Regions from separate parts of the Homo sapiens genome. Here regions 1, 3, 4 and 5 are each linked to region 2. A link is a loop called in an ENCODE intact Hi-C map of the cell type or tissue named here. Cell type or tissue: Calu3. All regions are shown on one strand. Region 1 overlaps PPFIA2 (PPFI scaffold protein A2). Region 2 overlaps PPFIA2 (PPFI scaffold protein A2). Region 3 has its middle 32 kb from the start of PTPRQ. Region 4 overlaps PPFIA2 (PPFI scaffold protein A2). Region 5 overlaps PPFIA2 (PPFI scaffold protein A2).

Region 1 (5,000 bases), 300 kb after region 2:
GAATAAGCAGAATTCCCAATTGCATGTATAAAAATGCATATATTATTAGGTTAGGGCCACTTTAGCAAGTTTCCTTTAAATGCGTATGAAAAGCAATATACACATTTAAAGAGCTTTTTTTGCCTCTAAATGGCAATTCTTTTATGGTTATCTGCCAGTTTGTATTATAATTGTCTGAACTCATTGACCTACTATAATAGGCTTAATAAAAAAATAATTTCACAGTGACAAAAACACAGCTTCAGCAGTACACCAGCATCATTTCACAAGTACAGTCGTGCATTGTTTAATGATAAGGATACATTCTAAAAATTGCATCCCTTAGGGGATTTTGTTGCACAAACCTAAATAATATAACCTACTACCTACCCAGGCTGTATGGAATAGCCACCTACACACCTAGACTATAGGTATAGCCTGTTGCTATAAAAAATCCACAATATGTGACTGTACTGAACACTGTAGGCAATCGTAACACAATGGTTAAGTATTTGTGTACCTAAACATAAAAGGTATAGTGAAAATATGCTATTATAGTTTTATGGGAACACTGTCATAAATGCAGCCCATCATTAACAGAAAGGTCTTTATGTGGCGCATGACTGTATTTTTCTACCTCTAAAATTTGGGTGTCTGTGTCGGCCTTTACGCCAAAACTTAGATTGTTCCTTGGTGCTAAGGAACCAATAGTTACAATGTAAATTCCACAAAGTGTCCATTAGAAATGACTCATGCTCTGCATAGTGAAAGGGTCTTTCTTTAAATAAAGTAGTATTTAGCTCCAATTATGACTGTATTTGTTACATACCCTTTATGAGCCAGGCACTGTGTATAGATACAGTCTCCGGATAGCTAACAGACTAACAGATGTTGAACAATTAAGTAACAATTTATAAATTCAAATGTGTTTTAATACAAACCATGTGCTATTTATTAATGATGAAGACAGTTCTACTGAAAGAAAGATGAAGCCACCAATCATCAGCAGATTGTAGTAGTTAGAGATCTCTTTTTCACACAATGACAGAGACCTCTGCTGGACAAATGGAAGGACAGAGGCCTTGCAATATGGGTTTGTCAAGCAATTTCTACAGACTTGTATCTCAAGGGCCAATATGAAATAAGTGATTTTGAATGAAATTTAAGGACTGGGAAATGGGGAGATATTTGTCTTTGTTGACCTAAATACCAAATAGAGATGCTCTCTAAAAGAAAAGATGTTTATTTAGGAATAGAGCATTGTGATAAGAATATGTATGTCATAGTAAACTATAAACTATGTGTATACTCAGGGAAGGAAAGGAAGACAAAGATTTTTAAAGGCAAAAAATTAAGAACATTACATAATTTTTTGAAATAATTATCTTTGGCTACTCAAATTAATAACAAGCGTGCCACCAGTCAGAGGTTGGACAGGCAATTGCCAGACAGATATACCTATAAAAATATTTTTTGGCATGGGATTGCAATGGCCTTCGTGCAAGGTTGTGGCTTTCGTAGGGTCTTTTGTTGTTGTTGTTGTTGCTATCGTGCGTAGGAGCATGAGAATCCTCTGTTCATGGCCTTCCCTGGCTCTACTTGCCAGGATTTTCTTAACAATAGTGACTCCATTTTGATTCTAACAACTTCCACACCTTCACAATCCAAATGAATAGATACCTCCAACTAGTTCCATCCACAGATCTAGGCATGTGAGTTTCCTTCCTGTGCCCTGAGCCCTGAGCCTTCGCAAGCCCTACATTTTGTAGCAACTTCCTTGAAAAATTTTAAGACTCCCTCTGATGTCTGGGAAAGTTCAGGGCTGGCAGTGCCATCTGGGCAAGGCACCCCCAGCTGAGACCCGGACCCGGGGTCTAATCACTGGAAGCATCGAAATGTTCTCAGTTACCGTTCAGACACTGGGACCAGAAGGGAAGTAGTGCCATCTGGACATGTTGCCCGATCCAGCCAAACAGCAGGAGCCTGGGTCCCTGTTTCTCCCCTTCAGGGTTTTCTTTGACACTCTACGCCACGCATGCACTCGACCAGATGCCCCAGGGAGCCTAGTGAGTCGCATCTATGGAGTCATCCTGAGACAGTGGTCTGACCCTGTTTTCAAGAGGGTGGTCTGGCAATTGGATCCCTCGCTCCCACTGGCAAGAATGGTATTGTATGAGATTGAATCAGTAGATCGTTGTCCCACTGATTTTTTGGTGGTTCAAAACTGTTTACACAGGAAGAGGGGCTGGCAAAAAAAAATCCTTGACTGTGCCTGTCACACCTTAGGAGTGGTCTTGCCCTCAATAATTCCAAGTCCTCGAAGGCCTCACAAAAGTAAAGATGCCTGAGTGATAGCCAAGAAAACTTTGAGGGCAAGAAGGCTGCCTTGCTCATGCCCAACCACTAGGCGGACCCTGACAAGGTGATAAACAATTTATTATGTAAGTAGTCTGCTGAATCATGGGACTCAAACCTTCAAGCCCAAGCACTTCAGGCCATGAAAGGGGTGGAGTTCATTGTGTTCTTTCCACATAGTTTCCTAATAGACCTCCTGAAGAATGAGTAACCCCTAGTTTCCACAGGCCAGTGTTTCTCCTCTGAGGCACTCATCATTTTGAGAATGACAAGCTAGGCCAGGCATGGTGGCTCACATCTGTAATCCCAGTGCTTTGGGAGGCCAAAGTCAAAGGATCCCTTGAGGCCAGCAGTTGAAGACCTGCCTAAGCAACATAGCAAGACCTCATCTCTACAAAAAATAGAAAAACTAGCCGGGCATAGTGGCACACATCTATAGTCCCAGCTACTTGGGAGGAGGATGGGTTGAGTTCAGGAGTTTGAGGCTGCAGTGAGCTCTGATGGCACCACTGCACTCCAGTCTGAGAGAGACTGAGACCCTGTTTAAAAAAAAAAAAAAAAGAAAGAAAGAAAAAAAGAAAAAAGAAACAAGCTGCAGTTTCTCTATTTAATGAAGGATGTTTAGAATCCTTGTCCCCTGTCCAATATGTGCCAATCATTATAATACCCAAAAAAATGCACCCTCCCTCAACATACACAAACATTTACATTCCCTCTGTGGATGTACTGTATCCAGGTAGAAACTCTGGTATATAGTGCTGGCCAACATTGATACAATATAAGCCACAAATGTGAACCACATATGTAATTTTAAATTTTCTGGTAGCTACATTAAGAAAAGTTAAAAGAGATAGGTGGGATTAATTTTAATCCTATATTTTATTTAACCTGATATAGAAACAATAATCTCATTTTAACACATGATCACTTAAAATTTATGAATTACATGTATTTTTCTACCACGTTTTCAAAACCTGGTGTGTATTTTACACTTACAATACATCATCTGAATTAGGCACATTTCAAGAGCTTAATAGTCACATGTAGGGAGTGAATAAAATATTGGTATAGATAAATAGATATTTCTGAAGTTCACATAGCCATATGAGCCCACTGATGCCTAGACAAGAATGAGACAGACTCTCACTGGATTTAGATAATCATCCATAGAGTAAAATAATTAGTAAGCTGGTTTGGCTAAGGTCACCCTTACCAGCTAGTTTATCAAGTATGTGGAAAGATAAACATTAGATGAGTGAAGCAGCTAGGTCAATTCTGTGAAAAAATGTCCTCCCTCAGAAGTGTTTTAATTGGGCTGAAAATATGCACTTGCTGGGACTTTTCTCCTGGTTAAGCGCACTGGCCTGAATGTGTTGCTTAAAAATAGCTTTACTTACAATGGCCTTACGTCCCATTTGTACTTGGCATTTTTGAGTAGGATGTAGTTCCAGTTATCTATCAAATGCTTTGAAAAAAGATACTAGATTTTGCAATACTCCGAGTATTTCTAAGTTCTTCATGCTTTTTATTTTATAGTTATGAGAAAATAAAATGTCTAGATTTAACTCACAAAATATTCCTAGATTTTTCTTTGCTTTTATTTCAAGTTTTATTATTTAAAAATGTGATTTTTTTCTATTAAAATTTTGGGTATATGAATAAATTTAAATCATAATTTAAATGTTCTTATATTGCTCAGAAGAATAAAAGCCTGATTCATCTAGCCACCTGGTGGTTGAAAATCTTTCCTTGTTTATTGAATATGTCTGCCTCATCAATCTCTATGTCCCTATATGGACCATTCAAGAATTTTATAACTTTTAAGTGACTCATTCATTTTCATTTACATTTCAAGAAAACATTTTTATTATTATTTGAAGACTATGAATAATAATTTATTGATATACAGTAAGGCAAATATACAGATGAGAGAAATAAAATGAAAATATGCACTCACTGTACATAATGGAAAATTTCCCATTTGAAAATGTTTCTTTCCCAAGAGTACTTTAGTCACCAGTAGAAGGCTTTCCTAATCCATACCAAGAAGAAAAATCTTTCATAATAAAAAAAGATTTAAGTACCCGTATTCATTAAACATGTGAATAATAACTAAAACAAATTTTGGCCCTCAAACTCCACATCTCTGAATTAGATCTATACAGCAATAAATGTGTTTTTAATTAAAGGAGACTTTTAAAAAATTATATAGTTCAGTAAAAAGGTTATCAGGAATGAGATTAATTTATTTATATCAATGTTCCCAAGTTAATATTATCCAGTATTATAAATTATTTGGTAAAATAAAGTATTAAAAACAGTAACATCAAAATTTGCTTTTGGCACCTTGGTAAGATATTTTACTTTGCTAAAGAGAAACCATATCTTGGTCGAGTCCTGCAAATGTTAAGTAAGGAAGTGTCCACTACAATGAGAGAAGAGCAAAAGTTGTCTTCAATAGTTATTTACTGATATAGTGATGAAATTTCTTGCATAGTCTTTGTGAGAGTTTATATTAGCTTAAATCTTTCTACCTAATCTTGACCTTAACTGGAGTTTAATTTTCTTTTATTAAAAAAAGTATATACCTTAACTCATTTAAAAATAGTGAGCATTTTCATTTAGCTCGACTTCAGAACATAGGAGTAAGTCCTTATTTTTCAATT
Region 2 (5,000 bases):
CTGTGTAGTGGCTCACCAACAACAGCAGTGTTCATTTCTTAAAGGCAACAGTGACCTAGGGCCTAGTGGGACCATGTAGGGTGCAGTGGAAGTTGGAAAATCAGTGACATTTAGTGTTCTGTGACAAGTGTCCTCACTTGATGGGTGCTGGAATGAAAGGTTAATGTTTAGTGTGATCCAGGTTACTCCTAAGCGTTTCATCCTTGTTTCTATTTTCCAAGCCAGGTTTCTCAGGTTTTGGGTAGCTCTGTGACCTATTAAGCACTCCTTCCATAAGTTCCTTACTGATTAATCACAAACCTGAATCTGTGGAAGAGAGGGCATTGAGTATAGATGGTAATGAATGGATGAGAGAGGTGATGTTTGAAGATGAAAGATCCAGCCCTCCCCCAACCCCAAAAAATTAAAAGAGAGTTTCTAACTGTTAAAAAGACTAATTATTGATTTACTGAAAAAATGTAGTGGTCATTAATCAGTTATTTTTAATCTTAAAGGCTTTTCGTACCAAAAATGTATTTTAAATGATTCCTACATTTTAAATTTCTACCTAGTTAGAATATAATATTGAAGCTCATTCAATGGAATCTAAATTTTTTATAGTAATTGATTATATTATACAATTAAAAAATTCATATTATATATAAATAACCTGAATCCTTGTTACATAAACATTTTCAAAGCTCGTATGATCTCATTTATGTTCATTTCTCATTGTGATGGTGCATACTGAGCTGGTTTTACCTTATCTTTTGGCACATATCCCTTCTGGAAGAGGTAGAAAGGTCAACTAATTTAGATTACCCAGGGCAGTGTGCTCAGCATCTCTCTGCCTGTGGTCCTTTTCCTCCATTGTATTGGCTCTGGGCCACTCCTGAGTATTTGAGCACTGAAAACAACAGGAGGCTATAGGCCTTATGTGCAATTGGATCCCTTTGCTCTAAAAAGAATGGCTTCTGAAACCTGCAAATGTGACCAGGAAACAGCAGCTTCAAACAAAGAGGACTCAATAGATATTTTGACTTGCATTCTAGAAATCAGTTGGAGGAAGTGAAAAAAGAAAAAAGAGAAAGGAGCTATTGATTGCTAATCAGTTCTTGCTAACTAGAAGTAGGACACATAGAAAGTAGATGTTATGACTGGACGTGGTGTCTCACACCTGTAATCCCAGCACTTTGGGAGGCCAAGACAAATGGAACACTTGAGGTCAGGAGTTCGAAACCAGGCTGGCCAACATGGTGAAACCCCGTCTCCGTTAAAAATACAAAGCAATCAGCCAGACATGGTGGTGCATGCCAGTAGTCCCAGCTACTTAGGAGGCTGAGACAGGAGAATCCCTTAAACCTGGGAGTTGGAGGTTGTAGTGAGCCAAGATCACGCCACTGCACTCCAGCCTGGGTGACAGAGTGAGCCATATCAAAAAAAAAAAAAAAAAAAAAGGTAAAAGAAAGTGGATTGTGGATTTAGTCGAGATCATGTGGCTCAAACTTCTTTTACAAATAAGGAAAGCTTAAATAGGTAGCTTGGGATCAATTGATGCTTAATACCTTAAATGCCTGATTGTATTCATGTTGTTACTTAATCCATCTTTGATGATAGAGGTGCTCGGTTGATTAAATATGTCAGTTCAAAAAAAGAATTTTTTAAATCATCTTATGATATCTTAAAATATCCTTTCTCCTGAAATTATATGAAGTATAACATTGGAACTTTATTTTAGGAAATGAAAGCCTTATATCAACTTCATGAATCAATGAATGCCCATGGTTTAAAAATTAATAAATAATCATAGCAAACTCTCATATACTTAGGTATTGTATTTATTGAATAATTTTATTGTAGCCAATACTGAATTTTCAGCAATCAAGATTTTGTCTATAATTCATATTTAAGATTTTTCATTTCAATTTTGTCCTGACATATTATTAAGTCAATTTTAAGATACCATGTGTTAACAAACCCTCGAAGCATTTACTAGATGGAAAAAAAGACATACAATGTTTTCATTTTGTTGTTAGTAGCTTTACAGATGGCCACAAGAGGGCAACCTATGAAAGTAATTGAAATTCCAAGGAAAAACCTCTGCAACGTTTAATATGTGCGTCTTAGGTAACTTGGATCATGAACTTAGCATTATTGTCAGAATGTATAAAAGAGTTCCATTTCAATTTTTTTCAAACTGGAAAATCAACTGAGACAAATTAATGTCTACATTGCCCTTTAGATTGTGGTATTGAGAGTTATGTAATAGATATATCCCATGTGTGACACGGGAATCAGATGACATCTTTCTAGTAATGATGTCTTGGAAAAACAGTTGCAACAGACTGTCAGTACTTTCCTAGGAGAGTGACATTCTTTGTTTTTTAAAACAATTTTAATTTAATGGGTACATAATAGTTGCACATATTTATGGGGTACATGAGATATTTTGTTATAAGTATAAAATGTATAATGATAAAATCAGGCTAACTGGGAAATCCATAACCTCAAACATTTATCATTTATTTGTGTTACAAACATTTTAGGCCCACTCCTCTAGTTATGTTGAAATATTCAATAACTTATTGTTAACCACAGTTACCCTATTGTACTACCAAACTTTGGATTTTATTCCTATTATCTATTATAAATAGATGCTCATTTTAATTTGTATCCATTTATCAGCCCCTTTTTGTCCCTCCCCATCCCATTACCCTTGTCAGCCTCTGATAACCATCATTCTTCTTTCAACTATCAAAATGACTCTTGCTTTTTAAAGATAGTCATGGATTTTGAGACCTTGCATAATCATTGATAATACCATTACCTGCTTTCAAGCACATCAAATGAGACCTGAGGCAAAAAAGTATCCTTTATGGATTAAAATAGTTTTGATAGGTAAAATAGATCAATTACTAATTTGTGTATTTCTCTATGATTCAAGGTAGTGTAGTATAAAATGATTAAATTTTACATCAAGATGAAAAAGTGTCTAGAGAATAAAGAATGATTTGGCATACTGAGTACCTCAAAAATCCTTGCTCACCCTAACATCTCACCCCAACAATCCCCAAAATAATACACATCGTCCAAAATGTACTTTAACTTTTGTTCCTAGGAAAATAATGCAGTAGAGTCCTCTAATTGAATTTCTGGAAGCAGGTGTCCTTTATAATAGCATCACCTTATTTCCTGCCAAGAACATAATGTGCAGCACACAATTCCAGTTTTATTAATTTTGTCATTGTTTGCAGTACTTTGCCCATCCTACCAGACATACTGCAGGGTGACTCAAACAGCACAAGAGATAAATTCTATTCATATCCCAACATTGTGTTTATTTGGTTACATGCCTTAATTTTCAAGATTATGCCATTTGTTAAATTTAATAAGGTTTTAATAATATTGGATCAAATATATCATGCAATTATATTTGGATGATGCCTCAGATCATATAATGTAGCCTTAAAATTTGGGGTTTTATAAGTTGGAATAGGCCACTTTAGAAGAAAATATTCCTTTGATGAACAACATAAAAAGCTTGAAAATAGTTTATTTTCCAACTTACAGAAAGTTATTATTTTAGATAGCTTTAGAGCCCCCATCCCACCCCCTTTTTTTTAACCTAGTATGAATCCTCTACGTAGTTTGATGTTCCTTTAATTAGGAAATATACGTAAAGTTAATCTACAATCTTGTAAATAACAGCATGAATTGATAACTTGAAGACCTATGAATCAAATTTAGAAAAGGAATAACAAATATGAGCTTTATATATTTTGCTTTTGAAACTGGACATTTCTGTCAACTTAGTAGAGCCCTGTGGTTGAGGTTTTTTAAGGAAATGTGACAATTTTTGTTATTGAGAATTATCCCTTTCTCTTTCTGTGACTTAGGCATCATTTCTCTCTCTTTGACAAACACCAAAGGCTATATACTATATCTTATGTATAAATAATATACTATAATATACTATATTTATAATATATTTAATAATATATAAAATAGCTACAGGAAGTAAAAGTAGAAGGAAGGGCAAATAAATCAGGAAATTATAATAATGTTTAGAAAAATGTTGGAGGGTAGCAGAGGTAATATATAAATGAAATCAATCAATATTTTATTTTAATACCTACAATACTAATTATCCTTAAATTAGATGTCCAAATATAATGGTTGCAAGAATCTTTTCTTTCAGGTTTGTGTCATTAAAATTCATTAACAGCCTTAGAAATCATGATTTCAAAAGTTAAGTATCTTACCTAGTGACACATAATAGATACTACACAATGTATCAGAGCCAGGATTCAACTACACAATGTATCAGAGCCAGGATTCAACTCATGCCATCAAATTCCTAGTCAGGTCATCACATATATATCATACTATTTATTATATGTGGTTTGATTTTTGTCTTGTGAAAATTCCTCCTTCACAACTCTTTCCAAGTGCTTAGGACATGTCCATGCAAATCAAACACATTATAGACAACCTCGACATATTTGACTTACAGAGATTAATATGTTTAGGCCCTGATCATGACCCCATTTAAAGTGTGTAAGTACATAGTTTTAGCAACTAGGAACCTCATGATTCTCATGAGCTGAAAAGATACATTTCTGACATCCATGCTGTTCTTTATATACAGCATACTTATGTAGTCATACAGATATATATATGTGTGTATATATGTATACACACATATGTATAATTTATATCTATTCATACAAACATATTGTGTGTGTATAATATAGTCTTTATATAATAAAATCAGTTTATTTAGGGATCGTAGTGACATTTCCCATACTGCCATACATTTTTAGCAATGTATGTATTGATTTATTTTTGTTTTGTTATTTCAATAGTTTTTGGGGTGCAAGTGGATTTTTGTTACATGGATGAATTACATAGTGGTGAATTCTGGGATTTTAGTGTGCCTGTTCCCCGAGTAGTGTACACTGTACCTAATGTGTAGTTTTTTATCCCTGGTCACCCTCCACCCTCCCCCTTCTGAGTCTCTG
Region 3 (5,000 bases), 1.2 Mb after region 2:
TTAGTTCATATCTCTAAGGATAATTATGCAATTTTAAACTTTTTAGTAGTTTTACTTTAAAAATCTTTAAAGAATTCTCTATGATTTTTATAGTTTGCCGAAACTATTATTTGAACTTTTATCCGTTTTAAAGTTGACTTCTTTATCAGTACAATTTAATATCACATTTTAACTTCTCAGGAAAATATTCTGGGTGGAACCCTTAGTCTGCATCCCATATCTTAATTTCACAAAACTGTAGCTGATGTTTAAGTTAATTATTTATGTAAAATTATCAGAAAATGCCAGAGTAATCCAATTAGAAACACTATCCAATAAGATTCCAGGGTGAAACAACTTCAGAAAATTATTCTTATATTCTTGCAAAACCTAAAAATCTATTTAAACATTTACTGCAGTGGAGGACTTAGATGTAATCTACCGAATGCCACATATAAGCAGAGATTGAGGAAACGCTGGGATTTGGTGGGTCTGTGATAGCGCTGAATTTGCTTACAAAATTGTCTGTGCATGTATTTGCATTTTCATAAGAGTTAATTTTTTTTAAATTCTCAAGAGGCTCCATGACCCCAAAAAGGTTCAGTGTTACTAAATAAAATATACTCCAGAGTATGTATCAAGGGTGTTCACATTCTGTGCCTAGCTTACATTTTCTAGACTCTCCCTACGTGCCCCTCTGTTCTCTAGCCATTCCTAATGTTCAAATGTTAGTGTCTTCAAAAAGGCTTCTCTAGCTTTCCTAGGTCAGCTTTGTTGAATGTCTTTTCTCTGTCCTTTGCCTAGGCACATGCTGCTTGCTCTACCTGCAGCATCTTTCTGCCTCCCTACTGTCACCTGCTGGCTAATTTCTACTCCTTCATGATTAAGCCCATCACTTACCCATGACCATCGGCACCCTGAGTTTGGGCTAACTGATCCTTCTCTATGTTCCCATAGTATCCACAGCATAACTACTCTAATGGCAATTATAATGCGGCACTATCACTGTTAACTTATTTGTCTCATTCTTACTGAGACTAGGTCTTCTTCATCTTTGTATCTCTAGTGCCTAGCTCAGTTCCTGATACTGAAAAATAATTCATTGAGTGAATAATGAATGAAAAAAAGAATAATTCCTCAAGCTTTAGAGAGTAAAGGAACACTGGATTACTAAATCCTGGACATGCACTGGTATATCAGCTTACAGTAAAAATACACAGCAAATGACTCCCCAAAAAATTAAAAGTGCTGATTCACATTGTACCTTTTATGAAATAAATAGGTATATTTCCTAGAAGATTTTAAGTCGACTTCAAAATTAATAAATCTGTGAGAAATCCTCCTAGTCCATCTGTCAATTAAAAATGAAAGCACCTTCCTAAAGTGTAAAGGACCCAACAAACCAAGCATTTGCCAATGGAAGGATACTTAGTCTGAGTTTGGAGAAGAGAAAACACCTGCTACTATCCAATTGGAAAAATATTTTTATTAGGATTTGCAATACTGAATACTTGTATGTTAAGCATTGGTTTTTAGTAAGCATTAAATTGTATCTATTATTGTTATTATTTTCAAAGAATCTTAAATATTCCCAATAAGTATAGGAAGGTTAATTAATCTATATCTGTGCACATGCAGGTTTTCCATTCCACCTACTTCAGCTCTAGGGTGTTTAAATTTTAGCTGTTGAAATTCCAAAGAACTTTGCACACTGCATGTCAAATACACAACACACACTACACTTATAAGAATATATTGCCAAAATGTGCTTAATTATGCATTGTTTTGTAAGATAATGTTTTATCTTTTTAAAAATACGTCCTTATATTTTATGGAATAAATAGAATTATTAATTAAAACAATCGATTACTTTAATGATTATGTTCTGGACAAGGATTCAAAAACTGCTATGTGGAGGTTAAGAGGAGGGTAGAAATGCATTTGCCAAAAATGCTAGTATGAGACTGCCCCCTAGAGGTCAATACATTACACAGTGTGAGAAAATAAAGAACCAAGTAAAACTGATTAAAATATGCAGACCTGTTCGTTGGGTCTAGTGTTACTAAAAAAAACTGGGTGAACTAATATTCATGTGATAATTTGTTTATCTTATGATAAATAAAGATAAATTTATTTTCCACCCAAGGCTATGACAAAAAAAGATGTCTTCTAGGGACTTTGGTAGAAAAAAATGCAGATTGGAATAATGTTTAAAGAGCTCATGTAAATCTAAATAAATTTAGTATTTTTGAATACATGCTTAGAATTGTGATTCAACATTCAAAAACATGTTCAACTTATTTGTACTTATGAAGAATCAACATAATTAAATATCAGCAAAATAATATTTTGAAATATGCAGTTAACTATTTCTTTTTATTATTTTAGATTTTGGGATAAGTGTACAGGTTACATTGATATATTGCATAACGGTGAAATTGCACAGAAACAGAAACTATCAGTTTAGAATTTTTTAGTAGAAGGCAATACGCAGCCATGCTTACCTGTAATGACTGAAAGTGGTTTCTCCAAGCAACTTAAAGTTCCTCTTTCTGCTACACTGAATAGATATACCAGATAATGATGAAAAGACTTGAGGTCTCCAACTATGGTTGCTGTGTTGCGTTTTTCAACAAGCACCTCTTCTGATGTATTGTTTTCAACATCCAAAATAGTGATAAGGTAATGATGAAAAAATACAGGATCTGGAGGATCCCAGTGTAAAAATACTTCTGTTATGGTAACATGTGTAACTCTGAAATTTTGGGCTGACAAAGGGCCTGGGAGATAAAGACAACCAAAAAATATGTTGCTTAGTAACATGATTTGGCAGAATACTCTCTCACTTCTCAATATTTCCAAATACTCTAGCTTGGAAAAGAAACAAAAACTGGGGGTGAGTCCTGGCTCTTCCACTTTATAGTTTCACTCCCTGAGAAAATTACCTACCCCCTCTGACTGCAAAATGGGAATTACATTAGTAGGTACCTCATAAAGCTTTTGTGAAGATTAAATGAGATGAAGAACGTAAAACACTTGGCACAGTGTTTGCCACACGCTATTGTTCAATAATTATTTTACTATTCTCACTACCAAAACAGTGTGCATGGCATTTAATGGTCATACATTATATATGTCTCTTACCTCTTCTGCCTTGTCAGACTAGAGGGCAGAGACTTTGTTATTCACTCTTCGTTCTTATTATCACTGCAACACAGGCACTCATCCTTTTACAGAACTGTTTCCCTACTCTAACCATTTCATCCAGTGCCAGTGATTGTCCTAATTAATGCTTCCAGATTAATTTTCTTATTATAGTACCTTGCACATGGCGTCGAAACTATATCCATCCCCCACTCCTCAATATACATGTGCTAACACATTCTTGATTCTTTCTCTAGGAGCAACAGCTCAGGAGTTACAATAAGACCATCTGGGTTCTTGTGTGGCTTGGTTGCTTAACAAAGCATGTTACTCTAGTCAGTTTACTTAACATTCCAGAAGTTCAGTTTTCTCATTTCTATATAGCTACTCCCAGGGTTGAGGCAAGGACCGAATGAGATAATGCATTGAAAGTGCTTTGTAAAATGTAAAACAAGTGCTAGAAACTATAGTCTTAATGGATTTCCATTGCTTCTAAGGTCAAGTCCAAGCATCTGAGACAGATACCCCTGCCACTCCCAAGTCTGGCACCATCTACCTCCCACACTGATTTTACCCTCATGCCCAAGGAAATTATCTTCTCTAGTCAATCTGCACAAGTCTTCTTACACAAATTCTTATGTCTGCACTGCTGCTCCCAACATGCTTTTTCTTCATTCAAATTTCAGTCTAAGCCTCTCCTTTCCATGAGTCTTCTCCTGTCATCTACTGTATGAATTCAAGTTAGCATTTATTAAATGCACCACTGGTTGGATATTTAGGTTATTCTTTTGCTGTATAGTTTTGTTTGCTTTTATTTTTATTCTTTACTAATTGTCTCCAGTGTGAGCCTATTAAAGGCAGGGATGCATAGCTGTCCCTTTCCTGCTCTCAGCACATATCGGAAATACAGCTCCACAAAAATTTATTGATCATCCCCTATGAGGTAGGCACTACTCTAGCTGGTACTGTAAGACAAATAAGACATAGTTCATGTCTTCATGAGGTTTGTAGTTTAACAGAAAAACCAACGCATAAACAGATTGATTACAAAATTATTACTCTTATTATTATTATTATTATTTGAGACAGAGTCTTGCTCTGTCATCCAGGCTGGAGTGCAGTGGCATGATCTCAGCCCACTGCAACTTCTACCTCCTGGGTTCAAGTGATTCTCCTGCCTCAGCCTACCAAGTAGCTGGGACTACAGTTGTGCACCACCATGCCTGGCTAATTTTTGTATTTTTAGTACAGACAGGGTTTCACGGTGTTAGCCAGGCTGGTCTCAAACTCCTGACCTCAGGCAATCCACCCGCCTAGGACTCCCGAAGTGCTGGGCTGACAGGCGTGAGCCACTGCACCCAGCCTAAAATGATTAAATACAGAGGTATCTCCAGAGTTATATGAGAAAATACCAGACCCTCATAAAATATCTGCCAATGACAGTATTAAAAATTTTTTAAATTATATTTTCAGGTGTCTTGTAACTTACGTGTTTCTACAGTGAATATTGGACTTAAAGTAGTTTTTGCCTCCCATTCATTTATTGCGAAGAGTAAAAATCTATAAATATGACCAGGAAACAGTTGGGTAATTGCTTTTTCTGTAGTATTTGGGGGCATGCTTTCAAAATATTGTTCTTCTGTATAATCTAAAGAATATTTAATGATAATCTTATATCCCAATTTCACCCACTTATTCAAATTATTCCAAAAATTCAAATTATTCCAAATAATACAACTTCAGTTGTTCCAACATCCTTTATGTAAAGCAAAAAGCTTTCCTGCAGAGAAGGTACTGAAAAAATAGAAAAGATAATTATTTTTAATTACAAATTATAATTCCATAATGAAATAAATAAATTAAAATTAAATAATAAA
Region 4 (5,000 bases), 360 kb after region 2:
AGATGGTAGAATTCAGCACAAATATCAAAGTAATAATATTAAATGGGCAAGAACTAACTACTTCAATTTAAGGACAGATTAAAAAACAATGATATGCTGTATACAATGGACACACTTTCAATATAAGAACATAGAAAACTTATTAGTAAATGAGGTATACATGCAAATATTAACCAAAGCTACTGTGATTCTTCTAATATCAGAATATAAACTTTAAGGCAGGAAACATACTAGAAATAAGTTGGCTATTTTCAAATAATAGAAGGAAAGATATAGCAAATTAGTATACATCTAATATGTAGATTTAAAATATGGAAAGTAAAAACTGACAAACCTTAAAAGTAGCAGACGTTTTCAGTTCATAATGGGTGTTACTGATTAAAACTACAATGAGACACCCCATGTATTAGTTTGTCAGGGCTGCTGTATCAAAGTACCACAGATTGTGTGTCTTAAACAACAGAAATGTGTTGTCTCACACTTTTACACACTAGAAGTTCCAGACCAAGGTGTTAGCAGAGTCAGTTGCTACTGAAAAGAATCTGCTATTCGCTTCGCCCCCTGACTTCTGGTGATTTGCTGGCAATTTTTGATGTTCTTTGGCGGGTAGGAACATCGCCACGATCCCTGCCTTCATAGTCACATAATGCTCTCCATGTGTGCATGTCTATTTCCAAATTTTGCCATTCAAGAATGATAACAGTCTCATTGAATTTGGGCCCACTCTATTGACTCATTTTAATTGATCATTTCTATAAAGACCTGATATCCAAGTAAGGTTACATTCTTAGGTACTGGAAGTTAGGGCTTCTACAAGAATTTTGGGGAACACAATTCAACCCATAATACCACACCTACCATAATGACTAAAAAAAGCAAGACAAAACAAGAACAAAAATGAGAAATACAAAGCATTGGTAAAGATGAAGATGTTCAGACATTAATAATGCAAGGTTAAATTGTGAGAGTGGAATTTGCTTAGCAATATCTGCTAACAAGTAAACACATAACAATTCTATTCCTTGTTATTTATTCTACTGCAACATGTAAATATACAAAACAAAATCCATGTATAACAATATTCAAAGCAGCACTATTTATTGTTTTTTTATTTCAATAGGTTTTTGGGGAACAGGTGGTGTTAGGTTACATGAACAAGTTCTTTAGTGGTGATTTTTCTGACATTTTGGTCCACTCATCAACCAAGCAGTGTACCCTGTACCCGATGTGTTGTTTTTTATCCCTTGCCATCCCCCACCCTTTCCCCCTCAAAGGAACACTATTCTTAATAACCCAAAGTGGAATCTACTCACATGTCCATCTACAGTAGAATGGACACATTGCAGCATAATCATGCAATGGGATGCTAGATAGCAATGATCATGAACACGCCACTGCTATTTGCTAAAGCGTAGATAAATTCCATATTGAATGAAAGGCAGACAAAAAAGTACATATTGGGTGATTTTATGTATGAAAAGCTAAAAAAAATAAATCGGGCAAGGCGATTCTGTAATGAAAGAAGTCAGAATATTGGTTACTGTTAGGTGAGAATGGTGCCTGAGAAGTTGCATGAGGGGACCTCTGTGGGTCTGTGCTATCACTGTATTGCTTCAAAGTTATACACAAGAACATCTAAGTTGGTTATAAATGGATAAAATAAGATAAATAAGGATTTTCAAAGACTCATCAAAATAATTATTTAGAACATGCTTTTCAAAGGCTTATTGAAACAGGTATTTAAAACAGTTAAAGTTGAAGAATATTTCCTGAAAGATTTTTATACTTTGTCTGAAAGAGCTAGGCACTTCATTAGAAAGAAAAAAAATGGACAGGAAAACTTACTTTTACTTTAATAGTAATTATAGTTTCCTTTCCCTTTCTATGGGTAGTAAAAATGTTTTAATTTTTTTCTCATATCCCCTTAAGTTTCTTAAAATTCTTTCTTTTCTATGGACAATTTTAGTCCTTCGGACTATTTTACTCATTTTATATAGCATTCTGTCAACTTTTAATGGGAAGATATTGAAGAAAATAAATGATAAAACATAATTTGATGTTTTTATCTAAAAAAAAAGAAACGGCATTTTTCTCTGAAAGTTTTATTTTTAGAAAATAAAAATCAAAGAAATTTTTTCCTCAATAGAATACTACTTTCAATAGAGTGGAAACAATTTTTGACATTTGACTGAGTGCTTGAATTTTGCATTAGCATGTGATTGGGAAAAATGCATTGAAATATAATACTAAGGTAAGTATCCATCTGTTGATGCCTTATATTATTTTACCGTTCTGTTCTTATATATTACTTCAGGTGAAAAAAAATCTTCTAGTCTATATGCCAATGTTTAGGTAGTGGTTAACAAACACTTCTGATGAAAGACAGTATTACAATCTCGTCTGCTGTTTACTGAAGAGGTGTGTATCAAGACACAAATAAGAAATGTCTCCCTCTGATGGTAAAAATATTGAACTTCAGACAGACACCTAGTTCTCTAGTATGAAAACAAGAAACACAGACATCGTGTTCTACGCGACTGAAGTGCTGTCATTTTAGCTATAACAAACACTCTGAAAAATAACAACTTTTTTAAATAGAGACTCGAAAAGATTAATTATTAAAACAGTAACTACACACAAATGAAGGGAGCCAGATGGATTAGAGTGTGGATGAATCAGCATAAATGTGACCTGGCCAGATACCCATGGCTCATTTCAGCCAGTGGTTCTACTATGAAAAATAATGCGCCGGGCGCGGTGGCTCACGCCTGTAATCCCAGCACTTTGGGAGGCCGAGGCGGGCGGATCACGAGGTCAGGAGATCGAGACCATCCCGGCTAAAACGGTGAAACCCCGTCTCTACTAAAAATACAAAAAATTAGCCGGGCGTAGTGGCGGGCGCCTGTAGTCCCAGCTACTTGGGAGGCTGAGGCAGGAGAATGGCGTGAACCCGGGAGGCGGAGCTTGCAGTGAGCCGAGATCCCGCCACTGCACTCCAGCCTGGGCGACAGAGCGAGTCTCCGTCTCAAAAAAAAAAAAAAAAAAAAAAAAGAAAGAAAAATAATGCATCCTAAAATGATGCATCTCTTTTCCTAGACGTGTTGGTGTGGAGCAATGACCGAGTTATTCGCTGGATACAAGCAATTGGACTTCGAGAATATGCAAATAATATACTTGAGAGCGGTGTGCATGGCTCACTTATAGCCCTGGATGAAAACTTTGACTACAGCAGCTTAGCTTTATTATTACAGATTCCAACACAGAACACCCAGGCAAGTCACTTTCTGCTGTAGTCTCAATGTGTTCTGGTTTATATAATGATAAACTAAACTTTTAGAAAAAAATTGGCTGTGTATTCATGATTGTTAATGAAAGTTAACTCAATGTTTGAAATATGTCACTGGGGTTTTAATTTCAGGCTAGTGGATTTCTAGCCAAAAAAAAAAAAAAAAAAATCATACAATTAAACAAGAAAGGGATTTCGAAGTTATGTGGCCCAGTCTCCCACCTGAATGCCAGATTCCACTAAATGAAATCCCTGACAGATGGCCATCAGTCTCTGCCTCTCTGAGAGGCAGTCATTTCTATTTACATGTATGAATTATACAGACTCTTAGCATTGGATATGTCAGTGATTCCCAAAACTGGATAATAATTTGAATCAGTATAGTTCCTTATGAATAAAAAATAAAACCTCCAACCCACATCATAGTCCTAAGACATCAGTTGTCAAGAGATAGGGCATAGGAATCTTTATTATCAAAACTTTCCTCAAATGATAATCATTGGCCAGGTTTGAGAACTACCTACATAGATTCAATAAAAATTTGGCAGTCTCGTTTCACTTTTTATTTTGTTTTTACATATTTCAGAGATTAAACAAAATACTCAATTGAAATATAGTAACGAAGTGAGGCCAAAGCCTCTTGACCTCAGATGTTTATGCAAGACTGTCTCTCTACTGTTCACAGAAAAAAAAAAAAAAGCCCTGTTTTTTTTGTAGTTAAAATTTACAATGGCTAATAACAGACATGGAGGGCTAAAAACTTCAAAACCCATAAATAAAGTATGGTTTATAATACATTATCAGATAAATATAAGCTACTTGATTTTTAAAATAAAATGTGATTTCGGTGATGGTAACTGTAATTTGACGTCAACAGGCAAGGCAGATTCTTGAAAGAGAATACAATAACCTCTTGGCCCTGGGAACTGAAAGGCGACTGGATGAAGTAAGTCCACCTGTTATTCAAAAGAGATCTGAGAGAGTAAAAGAAAAATGATAGAACATCTTTGTTTTTAAGGAATAGTGCTTGGAAATTAATCAAATGACTGTTCTATGGTTAGAATCAATAATTTTCTCCAGGTTTGTTGTTAAATATTCAATCTTATTACTTAATTTTGGAAAGAGCTATATTAATTCATAAATATTATCATTTCAGCAGGTAGAGATACTAAACAGTAATTTACAAAACATTTTTATGAGTCGTGACTGCAAAACGTTGGGCAACATTATTTTAAAAAATTAGAAAAAAGTTAAAACACTAATGTTGATAAATTCAGCTTTTTAATAAAGAGTGCGTGTATTTCTTAAATATCAGTATATCTTGCCAGGAAATTTTAGAAAATTAAAATGAGGATAAAACTTGCTTCAATAAATGGAAAGCTTTTTATTATTTTATATATTGATACTGAGTTTTCCTTCAAAACAGATTAATAACATTTTAACAGTCATAGAATTTGAAAGCTATATTGAATATAAGAATCGCTATATAATATGTGCATATTAAGTTATTTGGAAAATAATAAACATGTAAGTAGCCTCCCGAGATGAATGAATACAAGGGATATCAGCAAATGCTGTGGACTGTAGACATTTTAATAGTCTTTCTGAGTTTTTCTACAGGGTCTTTCTGGAAGAAGTGGGAAGGAAACCTGAGCATGAAATAGAAAATAAAGAGATGCATAATTCTGTGTTGCAAAGTACAGGTGTTCCTTAC
Region 5 (5,000 bases), 180 kb after region 2:
AGACTATGTATTTAAGAAATCATATTCCTATGTCACCCACAATTCACATGTGATGCAAAGGTATTATGTTCAAAGAAGAATACAGTTTGTTCAAATTTATTTTTTTCTTTTTTTAATTCTTTTGAGACGAGGTCTCACTCTTGCTCAGGCTGGAGTGCAGTGGCACAATCATGGTTCACTGCAGCCTAGAGTTCCCTGGACTCAGGTGATCTTCCCACCTCAGCCTCCCAAGTAGCTGGGACTATAGCCACATGCCACCATACCCAGCTAATTTCTGTTATTTTTTGTAGAGATGGGGTTTTGCCATGTTGCCTGGACTTGTCTCGAACTCCTGGGCTCAAGCAGTCGGCCCGTCTTCACCTCCCAAAGTGCTGGGATTACAGGCATGAGCCACTGCTCCTGGCCTATTTAAATTTTTGTAATTCAATCCTACTTTATTTTGTGTTAGTCATGTGGAAAGTCAATCTGCTATGTTTTTATTCTGAGGTCAAAGCTGAAATGTATGTCCTGGCCATGTATTATGTTTTCTCCACAGAAACACCTCGTTGACATTGCAAAAATTTGAGTGAATGAAAGAAAATCAGTCATCACTGCAGTTGTTCTTAAATCCAACTGCCTCAAGTTATTAAATTAAGAATATCCTAATAAAATCATTATAATATTATAAACAATTATACAAAAATAGAAATTTCAAAAAATTATAGTGGATATTTATAGAAACATACAAAGAAGTTTTTGTTCAATATTTTTATACTGATAAAAATGTAGAAAAAATATTGAAACAAAATTTGTTATTCCTAAAACTCCTCTGACCATACTTTGGCAAGTATATATTTACAGAAGGTTATATTTATAGAAAATAATTTATTCCTGATGTTATTTCAACTCAAAATGATCAATAAGACATGTTTTGACAAAGTTATCTGAACTAATGAAGAGGTAAAGAAAAACTGGGAATTTTTGTATAGTTATTGCCTGTGAATGTCAGCGTGAAGAACATTTTTATTGTCGGAGTTGTTTCAACTATTTTTATAGCTGAAGATCTCAAAGGATGTTTTAAATTGTTCATAATGTTTTAGAATGTAACTATTGTGTGACTTTGAATTCTCACTCATAGGTGGGAATTGAACAATGAGATCACATGGACACAGGAAGGGGAATATCACACTCTGGGGACTGTGGTGGGGTGGGGGGAGGGGGGAGGGATAGCACTGGGAGATATACCTAATGCTAGATGACGAGTTAGTGGGTGCAGCGCACCAGCATGGCACATGTATACATATGTAACTAACCTGCACAATGTGCACATGTACCCTAAAACTTAAAGTATAATAAAAAAAAATTAAAAAAAAAGAAAAACGTTATGGTTTTGAGAAACAGTATTCATATTGTTATGATTTCAAGAAACAGTATTAATACCTAGTTATAAATAATAAAGCTGTAACTTAATCTCATGGATCATAAACTTAAAAAGAAGACATAATTGCATTTGACACATTTCTTACCATGCCCTCACTTTTGTTTTGAGCCAAAGGAATTATCTTAACAGATATTGAGATACAATTAGACACCCATCACTACTAAAGAAAAATTTTTTCTTATTGACAAATCTCTGCCTGTACGAGTTAATAATGTCATCCAAATGTATTTCATCAATGGGTAGAAAATACGGTCCAATTCAGAAAAGGAAGACCTTCTCAGCTGAAAACAGATAAAGATTCTACATATGTGTACATGCATGTGCGTATATAGTTATTTATGAAAGTTCTATGATAGGATATGATCAGTACAAGAGTAAATAGGATAGGACATACGCCCTCCCAACAGCTATTTCAATTTCATAATCAAACATGAGCATAAGAAACATGGGATTTTAAACGATATTTGAGGGTAAAAGATATGGAGTGGGTTGAGTAAGAAGGCAACCAATTTAAAGGTTTTCGTTTTCAGATGTTAATGTCATGCTATATGACCATATTACAGCAGCCACATTAGTCTACAGGGAAGAATGTGTTTCTGTTTCAGTGCCATTTATAATTGGAAATAACTATTCACAAGGTTTTGTTGAATTAAGATCTAATAGGAAGTTATATAGTTTTAGAAATCCTTACAGAATCATAGTAAAATAAAAGATTTAGATTACCTGGGCCATCTTGCTTTTCAAGGCAAAACTTAGTCCAAAAAATTCCCAATGACGCATGATGTGTGGGTTTGTGTGGGTGTGTGTGTGTGTGTCTGTGTGTGAATATATGATACATATGTGTGTATACACATAGAACCTGTGGTCATTTAAAGAAAATTCAAACATAGGATTCATGGCCATTCACATAGTCTCTACAATCCTTTGAGTATACCAAAGAGAGTTCCATTTGTACTTTCTGTGAGAATTATTAAATATTAGGCTAAAGTTGTAGCTCCCAGTGAAGGTGTGTAATTAGTAGATTGTTAATGGTATCTTAGCTAAGTATCACTTTTTGTACTCTTAATTTATTTACTTTTATTTTTAACCTTAAATTAGGCCATATATATATGCCAGATGAGAACATTTTTGTCCATATTCTTCAATCTGAATAATTGATGTTTATCATTAACCCAATTCAACAAGTATTAAGTACTTATTATGTAGAATATTTTCCTTGGTATTGGGGATAAGTGAAATCGTTCATCCCTTAAGGAGTCTGTTTATATTAATAAAAACATATTTGGTTTTTATTATCATGTAGATGAGAGTTCCTAATTGCACAAAACAGAGTATATAGCTTGGCTGTTTAAATAAAGACATTAATTAAAGCATATAAGAAATCTCTAAACTGAGCTTTCAGACAGTCTCTAGGACCACATTTCTTAGCTTTGTAAATTTTTCTCACAAGCCCAGTCCCAGAAACACGCAGCCTCTGCCACTACCCCTTCCCAGCATGGTTCCTCTCTGCCCCGTCAGGCTAACTCCCAGGGTGGTCAGGTCTGGTTGACTGATCTTAAGTCACAGGTCTGCCACCTAGTGGTAAACATTCCCAAGAAATGTTACTGGGAAGATGGGATTTGGATTGTGAGGAACTATCAAACAGTCAGGGGGAGGGGTAGAAAATGGGGATAATTAATGGGTAAAAGATGGTAACAGGGTACAGAAAACAGAAAAGAGAATAATGTATTAATGTACATTATATATATATATTCACACACAAACATGCATGCGTGTGTGTATATATAGTGTGTGTGTCTGTATGTGAGCGTGTGTATGTGTGTCAACAAAAAAGGAATGATCCTCTTTTCTCCACTAGTCACAGGTCCTAGTTGGCAGTTATGAATTCCAATTATAAACCTTGGTTTCTGGACTTACATACATGGATCCATAGCTATTCCAAGAAAGAAACTCTATCTTATTTCTATCAGTAGTTCTGAGGATATACTAATTCCAGGATGATAGAATTCCTACTTAGCAATGTATTATGTCCAAGCTTGAATTGTGCTGGGTCAACTGGCTAGCCACATGTAGAAAGCTGAAACTGGATCCCTTCCTTACACCTTATACAAAAATTAATTCAAGATGGATTAAAGACTTAAATGTTAGACCTAAAACCATAAAAACCCTAGAAGAAAACCTAGGCAATACCATTCAGGACATAGGGATGATAGGACTTCATGTCTAAAACACCAAAAGCAATGGCAACAAAAGCCAAAATTGACAAATGGGATCTAATTAAACTAAAGAGCTTCTGCACAGCAAAAGAAAATACCATCAGAGTGAACAGGCAAGCTACAGAATGGGAGAAAATTTTTGCAACCTACTCATCTGACAAAGGGCTAATATCCAGAATCTACAAAGAACTCAAACAAATTTACAAGAAAAAAAACAAACAACCCTATCAAAAAGTGGGCGAAGGATACGAACAGACACTTCTCAAAAGGACATTTGTGCAGCCAACAGACACATGAAAAAATGCTCACCATCACTGGCCATCAGAGGAATGCAAATCAAAACCACAATGAGATACCATCTCACACCAGTTAGAATGGCAATCATTACAAAGTGAGGAAACAACAGGTGCTGGAGAGGATGTGGAGAAATAGGAACACTTTTGCACTGTTGGTGGGACTGTAAACTAGTTCAACCGTTGTGGAAGACAGTGTGGCAATTCCTCAAGGATCTAGAACTAGAAATACCATTTGACCCAGCCATCCCATTACTGGGTATATACCCAAAGGATTATAAATCATGATGCTATAAAGACACATGCACACTTATGTTTATTGCAGCACTATTCACAATACCAAAGACTTGGAACTAACCCAAATGTCCATCAATGATAGACTGGATTGAGAAAATGTGGCACATATAAACCATGGAATACTATGCAGCCATAAAAAAGGATGAGTCCATGTCCTTTGTAGGGACATGGATGAAGCTGGAAACCATCATTCTCAGCAAACTATTGCAAGGACAAAAAACCAAACACCGCATGTTTTCACTCATAGGTGGGAATTGAACAATGAGAACATTTGGACACAGGAAGGGGAACATCACACACCAGGGCCTGTCATGGGGTCGGGGGGAGGGGGGAGGGATAGCATTAGGAGATATACCTAATGTAAATGACGAGTTAATGGGTGCAGCACACCAACATGGCACATGTATACATATGTAATAAACCTGCACGTTGTGCACATGTACCCTAGAACTTACAGTATAATAATAAAAAATAAAAAAAAGTCTTGGCTTATTTAACCATTCTATAAGTTCAGCTACTTCTAAATGATGTAATGGTGTGATAAAATCCGGGGTCCCTGGGAGCACCCATCAATTGCATTACTCTTTTCACTGTAAAATCAGATTTTTTTTTGTTTTTTTTTTTTTGTCTGAAGTAATGTTGTATATCATAACATGACTGTAAGCAAAAACTCGGTAAGATGGTGTTTCTGGTAGAAGTATGGTCATTAGAGAAAGCAAATCTATATCCAAAAAGGGGGTTTATTATAGTGAGGAAAAACTGCCTCCTCTTTAA

The links. Hi-C counts contacts between places; a loop is a spot of excess contacts. Peaks named below come from ENCODE experiments on the same cell type or tissue, not always from the same donor. Only the 100,000 strongest peaks of a DNase experiment are listed, where the experiment ranks them.
Region 1: it touches region 2 in a loop (7-fold over the local background); 14 of 110 quality-filtered maps call a loop at or near these places.
Region 3: a loop joins it to region 2, with 4 times the contacts of the local background. A loop is called at or near these places in 5 of 110 quality-filtered maps.
Region 4: it touches region 2 in a loop (9-fold over the local background); 10 of 110 quality-filtered maps call a loop at or near these places.
Region 5: a loop joins it to region 2, with 9 times the contacts of the local background. A loop is called at or near these places in 69 of 110 quality-filtered maps.

The regions. Positions count from the first base shown.
Region 1 is chr12:81,326,714-81,331,713 of GRCh38, reverse strand. All of the region lies in intron 21 of PPFIA2 (PPFI scaffold protein A2), which reads left to right. Among named protein-coding and RNA genes, the nearest start is that of PPFIA2-AS1, 50 kb to the right of the region's middle. In Calu3, a CTCF peak has its summit at 2,375; a DNase peak (open chromatin) is centred at 2,393.
Region 2 is chr12:81,624,813-81,629,812 of GRCh38, reverse strand. All of the region lies in intron 4 of PPFIA2 (PPFI scaffold protein A2), which reads left to right. Among named protein-coding and RNA genes, the nearest start is that of PPFIA2, 130 kb to the left of the region's middle. In Calu3, no CTCF peak of the experiment used is centred here; a DNase peak (open chromatin) is centred at 2,042.
Region 3 is chr12:80,409,498-80,414,497 of GRCh38, reverse strand. No RefSeq gene overlaps it. Among named protein-coding and RNA genes, the nearest start is that of PTPRQ, 32 kb to the left of the region's middle. In Calu3, a CTCF peak has its summit at 1,959 (motif pointing left); a DNase peak (open chromatin) is centred at 1,937.
Region 4 is chr12:81,266,184-81,271,183 of GRCh38, reverse strand. PPFIA2 (PPFI scaffold protein A2) reads left to right here. Exons shown (of 33, transcript NM_003625.5): 29 at 3,097-3,272; 30 at 4,164-4,232. Among named protein-coding and RNA genes, the nearest start is that of PPFIA2-AS1, 11 kb to the left of the region's middle. In Calu3, no CTCF peak of the experiment used is centred here; no DNase peak of the experiment used is centred here.
Region 5 is chr12:81,449,341-81,454,340 of GRCh38, reverse strand. All of the region lies in intron 5 of PPFIA2 (PPFI scaffold protein A2), which reads left to right. All of the region lies in intron 1 of PPFIA2-AS2 (PPFIA2 antisense RNA 2), which reads right to left. Among named protein-coding and RNA genes, the nearest start is that of PPFIA2-AS2, 35 kb to the right of the region's middle. In Calu3, a CTCF peak has its summit at 3,020 (motif pointing left); a DNase peak (open chromatin) is centred at 2,970.